Regions from separate parts of the Homo sapiens genome. Here regions 2 and 3 are each linked to region 1. Evidence: chromatin contacts called from ENCODE Hi-C or POLR2A ChIA-PET data. All regions are on one chromosome and are shown on one strand. The core of a region is the stretch at or near the end of the contact, and the rest is flanking DNA. Distances in the headings are between cores, read along the strand shown.

The links. A loop is a pair of places that touch in the nucleus more often than their neighbours do. ChIA-PET counts read pairs that join two places held with the same protein, here RNA polymerase II (POLR2A). Pooled maps may share reads with other maps.
Region 2: a map of mammary epithelial cell shows a loop between it and region 1 (5-fold over the local background). The contact joins the promoter of NKAP here to the enhancer-like site in region 1. A Hi-C loop is called at or near these places in 2 of 168 maps with a recorded cell type or tissue (CD8-positive, alpha-beta T cell and mammary epithelial cell) and 2 of 50 pooled maps. POLR2A ChIA-PET finds 5 or more read pairs at or near these places in 2 of 52 experiments (OCI-LY7 and WTC11).
Region 3: a map of OCI-LY7 shows a loop between it and region 1 (2.0-fold over the local background). The contact joins the promoter of RHOXF1-AS1 here to the enhancer-like site in region 1. A Hi-C loop is called at or near these places in 3 of 168 maps with a recorded cell type or tissue (Caco-2, K562 and OCI-LY7), 1 of 37 single-sample maps with no recorded cell type and 3 of 50 pooled maps. POLR2A ChIA-PET finds 5 or more read pairs at or near these places in 2 of 52 experiments (H1 and OCI-LY7).

The regions. Positions count from the first base shown.
Region 1 is chrX:119,988,977-119,991,912 of GRCh38, reverse strand. It overlaps the pseudogene RHOXF1P3. Among named protein-coding and RNA genes, the nearest start is that of RHOXF1-AS1, 46 kb to the left of the region's middle. Within about 2 kb of position 1,297, at least 2 of the 41 ENCODE cell types and tissues checked have a DNase peak (open chromatin) inside an H3K27ac peak, as active enhancers do.
Region 2 is chrX:119,941,726-119,945,113 of GRCh38, reverse strand. NKAP (NFKB activating protein) reads left to right here and starts at 1,363. Exons shown (of 9, transcript NM_024528.4): 1 at 1,363-1,894. The coding sequence starts at 1,509. RefSeq lists an enhancer at 1,126-1,626.
Region 3 is chrX:120,034,919-120,037,909 of GRCh38, reverse strand. It overlaps RHOXF1-AS1 (RHOXF1 antisense RNA 1), which reads right to left and starts at 1,674. Exons shown (of 5, transcript NR_131238.1): 1 at 1,378-1,674.

The DNA.
Region 1 (2,936 bases), core at 48-2,547:
TTCGTATCTATACTGCTTGAAAAATACCTTGATGCCCAGTTGCTATCGCCCGCATCCCACAGCTCAAGAGCGGCCCTGAGCCAGTGGCCTTGAGCCCCCTAAATAGCTCTTGGCACTGGAGCCTGGTAAAGAGACATGGGTAGAGCCAAAGGCGTCCAGGGAAGAGCCCCAGAGTCCTGGGAACTGGGAAGCTCCAGAGCAAGCCGCTTACCGAGCGAACACGTCGAGATATTCAGAGCGTGGGAAAATGCTGTCTAGCTCCTTCAGGTGCAACCTGCTGAACGCACTGGGGCTGAAGAGACGCCGCTAATATTGGGGTTGTGGCTCCTCCGCGGAGGAGTCCTGGGCTGGAAGCCTCAGGCTGCTGCTGCGAGGGCTCCTGGTCGCCACCGCCGCGCTTCTGGTTATCCTTGATCGTGGGGTCGGCAGCTCCCGCACAGAAGTGACTTTCTTCTTCTGCTCCAGCTCCCTGCTCGGGTTTGGACCGTATTTTCTTCTCCTCGTCTCCTCCAGCTTCAGTCACCAAAGTCCCTACAGCCTTCGCATCTGGAAAGGAGGAAAGGCAAAGAGAGATTGAGAGAGGAGACAGAGAGAGATCAGGGCGTTTGGCGCGGGCACAGGGCAGCATAGAACCGCGGCCTGAGAGAGGAGGCGCAGCAGCGTCCGGTCCACGCCCCCCTCTCCGGGAAAGTTCCCTTCTCGGGAGAGTTCCCCAAACTCTCTCCCTCCGGGGGAGTTCCCCAAAGCACCGGTCCGGGTCCCCAGACAAGCACTGACTGTCGCCTTCCTGGAGCTCATGGAACAGGAAACCCAGGCCGGGGTTGCCTGTGTCTTCGTGGCCGGATCTGGGCTGGGACCCCATCTGGGAGCGCGGTGGATGAAGCCGTGCGCCTCCACGGATTCTGCGCTGGGGTCCTTCGGCTCCTGCTCTGAGTTCCGGCTCGTGGACTTCGGGTCCGACGCCTGCAGGTGGCGGGGAGTGGGCTCCTGCCCTGGTCGCCGCTGCTTGCGGTGTGTGTGTGTGTGTGTGTGGCGGAAGGCCCTGCTGGCAGGCGCTCACGGCCCGAGTGTGGCGGTTAAGTCAGGGATGCGTTCGTGGTCAGGGCGCGGGGAGGGGTCGGACGTGTGTGGGGACTTGCGATCCATTTTGCAGCTTCGTTGACCACTCCCACTCCGGGCGGGGTGACTGCCAGAGGGAGGGGCTGAGCTGTCTGGCAGGAGTCGAAATTGAGGCAGGGGGAGAGGCAGCGGAGCGAGACACAATCTAGCCCCCGAGCCCTTGGAGAAAGTTTGCAGAACACGTTTCCGTGTGGCCCTGGAGGCAGGCGGGCCAGCGTAATGCTTCTCCAGGGCGAAGACGCCGCACGCTGAAGGCAGCGCACCTTGCAATTTGGACTGCCAGCACTGCTCTCCCCTCTGGGTAGTTAGTAACTAATGGATGAGTCTCTCTAGCTCTGGTCTGTTCCCACCCAAAGTCCGCGAATCGGACCGTAATTAAGATGAAATGATGAAGTCAGAGGCTGCATGCTAGGTTTTTGCAGCAATGTCCAGAAAGTTGAGTGCGCCACGCTCTCCAGGAGATCTGTGGAAGCAGAAGTTTGGGGCTGGGATTTGCAGAGCACTCTGGATGCTCAGGTGCAAGTTGCAAGAAACCTAACACGCCCCTTGCAAAAGCTCCAGGTACTCCACGTCAGAGTACACATAGAACCCTGCCTGGTGTTTAGTGCATCCCAGAAGGCTTACACTGCAAGTGGCCCTTCCTTTGGCGCTAGACGCGACTGTGGAGCATGCAATGTCTGCTAAGCTATGCTGGGCTCTGGCGCCTTAGGTTGCAAGCCCTCTGCAGAAGTGCCAGTGTTCACTGTGCTGGGCAGGCGCTGGGGACTTGGGTTAGCTCCCGTCTTCCCTCCATCCTCACCCACTTCTGTTACCCATCCTCCTCCTCCTGCTTCTCATTTCCTACTCTTTGTCTAGAACTATCATTCTGACCTTTTGCTCCCTACTGATAAATGTCAAATAAAAAAGAGCCAGGGCCGATTGGGACCTCTATGTTTTTCCCTTAAGAAGTGTGCCTCAGGACGATGCAGGATGTGGGTTATAGTGAACTATGATAACGCCACTGCACTCCAGCCACTGCACTCCAGCCTGGGCGACAGAGCGAGACCCTGTATTTCAAAACAAAAAAATTTAAAAATCGTGCCCCCGTACGATTCTGGGCTCGGTTGTGCGCGCCTGTAAATACTAGCTCCTCCTGTGGCTTCGGCGGGAGAATCGCTTGAGACCAGGAGTTTGAGACCAACCTGAGCAAAATAGAAAAAAACCCATCTCTAAAAAAATAAAAAACAAAATAGTTGGGCATGGTGTCATGCGCTGTCGTGCAAGCTATTCAGGAGGCTGAGGTGGGGGGATCGCTTAACCCCAGGCATTGGAGGCTGCAGTGAGCTATGATCACACCACTGCACTCCAGCGTGGGTGACTCAATGAAACCCTGGCTCTAAAAAAATAAATAAATAAAAATTAATTAATTAATTAATTAATTAAAAATAAGAATTGTTCCTTGGAATGAGTTGGTTTCCTGAATATTGGGATTATTTATCCTTTTTTTTTTTTTTGCCATGATAAACACCATTGCCATCAGACCCATTTAATAAAATAAACCATTTTCATAGGCCCATAAAGGTACACCCACTCACTTCGCCCACTGTGCTAGACAGGTAAGTCTCTCCTTTCTCCTGTTCCAGGAGGATAGAGAGGAAACCAGCTACAAGATGGTTGGTTGAACAATTCACTCTGAAAATGCTGTCAAGGAATTTCACCCCCACAGACTCTCCCTGACATTAACCAAGACGTCTCCTCCTCAGGCTGCCGCTTGCAGGGTTCTGTAGACCTCACCCTTCTCGTGGCCAGACACTCTGAGATGAAATTTGGCCTGGGAT
Region 2 (3,388 bases), core at 114-2,613, 47 kb after region 1:
ACGTGCCACCAGGCCCAGCTAATTTTTGTATTTTTAGTGGAGACAGGGTTTCGCCATGTTGGCCAGGCTGGTCTCAAACTCCTGACCTCAAGTGATCCACCCGCCTCTGCCTCCCAAAGTGCTGGGATTACAGACGTGAGCCACCATACCAGGCCGAGAGTACACTTAACAAAAATGTATTGTGCTCAGATAATGGACACCTTAAATACCCTGACGTCATCACTACACATTATATACATGTAACAAAATTTCACATGTATCCCATAGATTTGTACAAATTTAAAAAATAATAAAAAATTAGCTGTGCATGATGGCACATGTCTGTAATCCCAGCTACTCAGGAGGCTGAGGCAGGAGAATCACTTGAACCTGGGAGGCGGAGGTTGCAGTGAGCCAGGATAGCCACTGCACTCCAGCCTGGATGACAGAGGGAGCCCTTGTCTCAAAAATAAAAAAATAAAAAATAAAATGACACTTTTTGGGGAAAAAAATACAAGCCAGACGCAGTGGCTCACACCTATAATCCTAGCACTTTGGGAGGCCGAGGCTGGCGGATCGCTTGAGCCCAGGAGTTCAAGACCACCTGGGCAACAAGGTGAAACCCTGTTTCCCCCGACCCCCCTCAAAAAAAAAACTACCCAGGCTTGGTGTCGCATGCGCCTGTAATCCCAGCTATTCAGGAGGCTGAGGTGGGAGGATAGCTTGAGCCCGGGGAGGCGGAGGTTTGCAGGGAGCTGAGATCTTGCCACTGTACTCCATCCTGGGCGACAGAGTGAGCAGAGTGAGTTCCAGTCTCAAAAAAAAAAAACCTCCTTTTGCTGGGGCATATTGGTGGAGACGGTGGCTAGGGGATAAGTATGCAGTTTTTCTCTAGGCGGGAAACTTAATTGAAGTTTATCAGGCGCGAGTCATTAACAAAATTTGCGCCCTCTAAGCTAACACGGCAATATGGGGCTTAGACACCATAGCTAATCCCCAGTCGCGAAAAACCCTCCCGATTTGCTTGGGATTGGAAAGAAAAAGAAAATACACATTCATACTTTCATACATGACATACACACACACACACACATTTATATATAAATACACACAGAAAGCACAGGAAACACAAGCAGAATTAACTGTCTTGTTCATACGGCCACTCAGTGAAATGTATACTGTATATTGTGTTTGAAATATATACTTCCCTTCAAGTGTTTCAAGTTCAAGGCTGAGAAAGAACTTGGTCTCTTGCTTAGACTTGAGGAGCCTCACTCGGAACTGGAAGGATGCACGCAATCTAGTTGCCCCACCGGCTTATTTATATTGATGCACACATCGCTTCCTGTCGGTGACGACCGCCTAGATCCGGGGAAGGGTTTTGCAGAAGTACCCAGAACTGTGTCCAAGGTTTCCTCAGATTTGGGCTGTTCCGCAGCGGCAGGTCCCGGGAACCAAGGCAACAGACATCTTCCTAGGCTCGCGAGAGCGCCCCCTTGTCCCACGGCTGCTGGGGCCCCCCAGTAGCCATGGCTCCGGTGTCCGGCTCACGCAGCCCGGATAGGGAGGCCTCGGGCTCGGGGGGAAGACGTCGCAGTTCGTCGAAGAGTCCGAAGCCCAGCAAATCTGCCCGCTCCCCGCGGGGCCGCCGCTCTCGCTCGCACTCTTGCTCTCGGTCCGGGGACCGGAATGGACTCACCCATCAGCTGGGTGGCCTCAGCCAAGGCTCCCGAAACCAGTCCTACCGCTCACGCTCGCGGTCGCGTTCTAGAGAGCGGCCCTCTGCGCCCCGGGGCATCCCCTTCGCTTCTGCCTCCTCGTCAGTCTATTACGGCAGCTACTCGCGCCCCTACGGGAGCGACAAGCCTTGGCCTAGCCTCCTCGACAAGGAGAGGGAGGAGAGCCTGCGGCAGAAGTGAGTGAGACGGCCGCACTTTCTCTTGTACGAGCCTACGTGCCTTTGGAGTCCGATCTATCATTCATTCCGCTTCTGACTATTCGCATTTCGCTCACTCTGCTTGCCTTGCGCCCATTTTCATCCCTTTCTTTAATCCACCCACGACAACCCTTTATTCGTCCTTTTCATTTTCCCTTACCCTCAGGCCCCTTCATATAGTGCCCTGGTCTCCCGCTACCCCCTTCCGCCTCCTGTCTTGTTAGCGAATATTGCCGAGAGTTCAGACCTACCAGAACTGTAGCATTTACCTGGTTGTGTCATTATCATTCGTGAATATATTTGTATTCCCCACTAGACTGAGCTCATGGAAAGGAGGAGCCAGTGAACGGAGGAGAATTCTGATCACAGAATTCTAAGTGCCTGGTACTTTATAGGCGCTCAACCATTGCTTGTTGAATGAAGGAACTTACAGGTCTGAGATAACAGGATATTTATGTAGAAACGTTTTGTGGGGAATTAGGAAGGAATGAAATCAAGGGTTTAAGTTGGAGAGGAAATAAACCTTCCCCTCAGACAAGACGATTAGATGCATGTAGGAAAAGTGATCTGATAAGCTATAGATGACCCCACTTTGAGGAAGGTCTTGTTAAGTGGTCTCAGTCTTGACCTCGAAAAATGACGCCAGGATGAGACTAGATCTCTAATCAAAGTGAGTATTGGAGTGGAAAAATGCATAGCTTGGGGATTGTTTTGTTTTGTTTTTGAGACAGGGTCTAGCTCTGTCGCCCAGGTTGGAGTGCAGTGGTGCAATCTTGGCTCACTGCAGCCTCCACCTTCTTGGGCTCAAGTGATCCTCCCACCTCAGCCTCCCTCATAGCTGGGACTATAGGTGCGCACCACCACACCCGGCTTATTTTCGTATTTTTTGGTAGAGACAGGGTTTCACCATGTTGCCCAGGCTGGTATCGAATTTCTGGGCTCAAGTGATCCTCCCACGTTGGCCTCCGGAAGTGCTGAGATTACAGGTATGACCCCACATGCCCTGCCGAGCCTGTCCTTTTCATCACTATACTTTATTACCTCCCACTGCCGGAAGAAAAAGACTCAAGACATCTCCCAACTGTTGGAACTTTAACCTACCTCTCAATGCCTGTAATATTTCTAAGTTTCTCATTTTTTTAAACATATAAGTGCACGTAAATAACTTAGTACAGTGCCTGACACATAATTTAACAATAAACAAGATATTAAGACTTACACAGCAATAATTATGAGCCTTTTCCTTTCTCCTTAAAACTATGCATTTTTTGGCTGGGCACAGAGGCTCATGCCTGTAATCCCAACACTTTAGGAGGCCAAGGCAGGAGGATCACTTGAATCCAGGAGTTCAAGACCAGCCTAGGCAATATAGGGATACCCTGTCTCTACAAAAAGTGTTTTAAAAATCAGCTGGGCGTGGTGGCATGTGCTTGTAATTTCAGGTACTGGGGATGCTGAAGTGGGAGGATCACT
Region 3 (2,991 bases), core at 425-2,924, 46 kb before region 1:
ACTGCACTTTGTTACAAAGACTTTCCTCTAAGTGTCTAAAGTATACCTTTTCTTATCTTAAACACCCGAAGAGTAGCCTCTGTTGTAATAACTTAGTCCAAAAATCAGGTAACACAGTACAAAAGCAAGCAGTTTAAGATCTGAGAGGAACTTGTCTGTTTAGACTCTTGGGGTTCCATAAGGAAAAACAGATGTTTCTCCTCAAAAAGGACTCTAGTGCCTTCTCTGTTTTATTTAAGGAATTACAGGCTGTTAGAAACTATTTTGGGTCCCTCATGCAGCAGAGGGGAACAAGAGAAAGGAGAGATAGGCAGAAGTAAATGGAGAAAACAGAATTCATTTGACTGACTGAGAAGGAAAAAACCTTTTTCTCAAAAAACAAGGTACTAGGAGAGAAAAAAAAAACAGGCCAGGCACGGTGGCTTACGCCTGTAATCCCAGCATTTTGGGAGGCTGAGGAAGGCAGATTACCTGAGGTTGTCGGGAGTTTGAGACCAGCCTGACCAACATGGAGAAATCCCATCTCTACTAAAAATACAAAATTAACTGGGTGTGGTGTCGTATGCCTGTAATCCCAGCTATTTGGGAGGCCGAGGCAGGAGAATTGCTTGAACCCGGGAGGTAGAGGTTGCAGTGAGCCAAGATCGCACCATTGCACTCCAGCCTGGGCAACAAGAGTGAAACTCCTTCTCAAACAAACAAAACAAAACAAAAAACCATAAAGGCCTTTTAAATATACACACACACACACACATCGTGGATATTAGCTTTTAATTAAACTGACTTTTAGCCACTAAGCTCTTAAAAAATTCTTCTAAATCTCACTACCCTATTTTAGCTGGAACAAATTGCTGATATTTCAAAAATAACACAAATATCAAACCAGAAAGAACTTGATTTAGGAACCAAACCCAGGCTGTTGTGGTGGAAAAAAGGGCAAAACCTTAGCTACAGAACTGCAGTGTGGAGCACAGTTTGGCTTGGCTAGCAAAAGGTGGCCTTGTTATGTAAATAAAGCCCCTCAGGTAGTCAAAATCTTTCTTTTTTCCTGTTGATGGCTGTTTATCCTTTTCCCTTTTCCCCCCCAGCTGCAGGAATTTACCCAATGCAGAGGCGTTGTTCCTCACCATTTGTAACTTTCCTTCACATTTGATATAGTTGGGTAGAGTTAGTCAAATCCAATGGGAAAAAGACCAAAACAACAAAACAAACAAATAAATGAAAAAACAGTTTGGCAAAACAAACAAATGATCATACTATGTATACAATTCCTGAGCACTCTAATGGTAAGGAGAAATTAAGAGCTGCTGGTTGTTAATCTTAACTTTAGGTCATTAAGGAGAATTTTCAAGATAAAACCCCAATTCAGCTACTTACCTAGGAATGGAGTCCAGGCTCAACACTGCTCTCTACCAGCCTATAAGCAGGAAAAAAACTCCAACTCGCCTTCCCTGTTGGAATTGAGCTGAAACTCCAGAAAGGAGTTGCCTGCCCTCCATCATCATGGAAGCAGGAAAACTCACCTTCCTTGTTGAAAGTGAGTAAAACTCCAGAAAAGGAGTTGTACAGCAAAAAAAAACCTTAGATATCGACCAAATTTGGGGAGATCAGGGTGAGGGAAGAGACGGACCCTCTCATATTGTTTTATATTGTTTTATACTCAGTACCTGTTTTAAGAAAAAAACAAGGAAGTGAAACCAAGGGCAGGCAGCCAGGCACCAGACCCAAAACCAGAACTGAAACCAGGCCTGGGCCTGCCTGGCCTAAACCTAGTAGTTAAAAATCAACTCATGACTTAGCAACCGATGTTATCCATAGATTCCAGACATTGTATGGAAGAACGCTGTGAAACTCCCTGCTCTGTTCTGTTTCACTCTGACTACCGGTGCATGAAGCCCCTGTCACATACCCCCTAGATTGCTCAATCAATCACGACCCTTTCATGTGAAATCTTTAGTGTTATGAGCCCTTAAAAAGGACAGAAACTGTGCACTCGAGGAGCTCGGATTTTAAGACAGTAGCTTGCCGATGCTCCCAGCTGAATAAAGCCCTTCCTTCTACAACTCAGTGTCTGAAAGATTTTGTCTGCAGCTCGTCCTGCTACAAGGGATTGTCTGGAGGGGGGAAGTTCCCAGGCCTCAGCAAATCTGCCTATTGATTTGAGCAATAAAGATATCTCAAGCTGGTACCAAGCAGTAATAGAAGATTTGTCAAAGGTCAGGGGCACCTCCACTCAGAATCCCTTGGTGGTTACCAATTTGTAAACCAAAAAGTATCTGAGCTAGGTCTCAATTAACTTGGAAATTTTATTTTACCAAGGTTAAGAACATGCATCTGGAAGGCAGGTCTATGCCTTTTTCCAAAGAAGATTTTGTGGACTTCAGTATTTAAAGGCAAAAGGGCAGATATTGGGGGAAAAGGAAAAAAAATTAAAGGTGTGGGTAGATAACAGACAAATGGTTGCATTATTTTGAGTGTTTGATAAACCTTTCACTGAATACACAGTTTACATGTGAGAGAAGGGTAGAGGAATAGTTACTTATGCCTTTGTCAGCTCAGTGAATCTGCATTTTTACATTAGGAAAGCAATCAGATATGCATCTGTCTCAGATGAACAGAAGGATGACTTTGAGTTCTGTTCTTTGTCTAGAACCTGTGAAGATAAGCTATCAATTTACATTGTCAGGGTAAAATTCAACAGAACCATTTTAAGGTAAACATCTTGGGGCTCAAAAGGAATGTCCCAGTGGACAAATTGTGAGACATGTATGTAGCTTTTTTTTTTGTTTGTAGCTATCTTATTTAAGAATAAAATGGGAGGTAGGTTTGCCTGATGCAGTTCCCAGCTTGACTTTTCCCTTTGGCTTAATGATTTTGGAGTCCTGAGATTTATTTTCCTTTTACAAGACATTACCATTCCAAAAGAATGAATATGGGAGGCATAAAGTGGTTTCTTGTCCCAAGTAAGTTCAAAATTTAGCATGGCAGGGC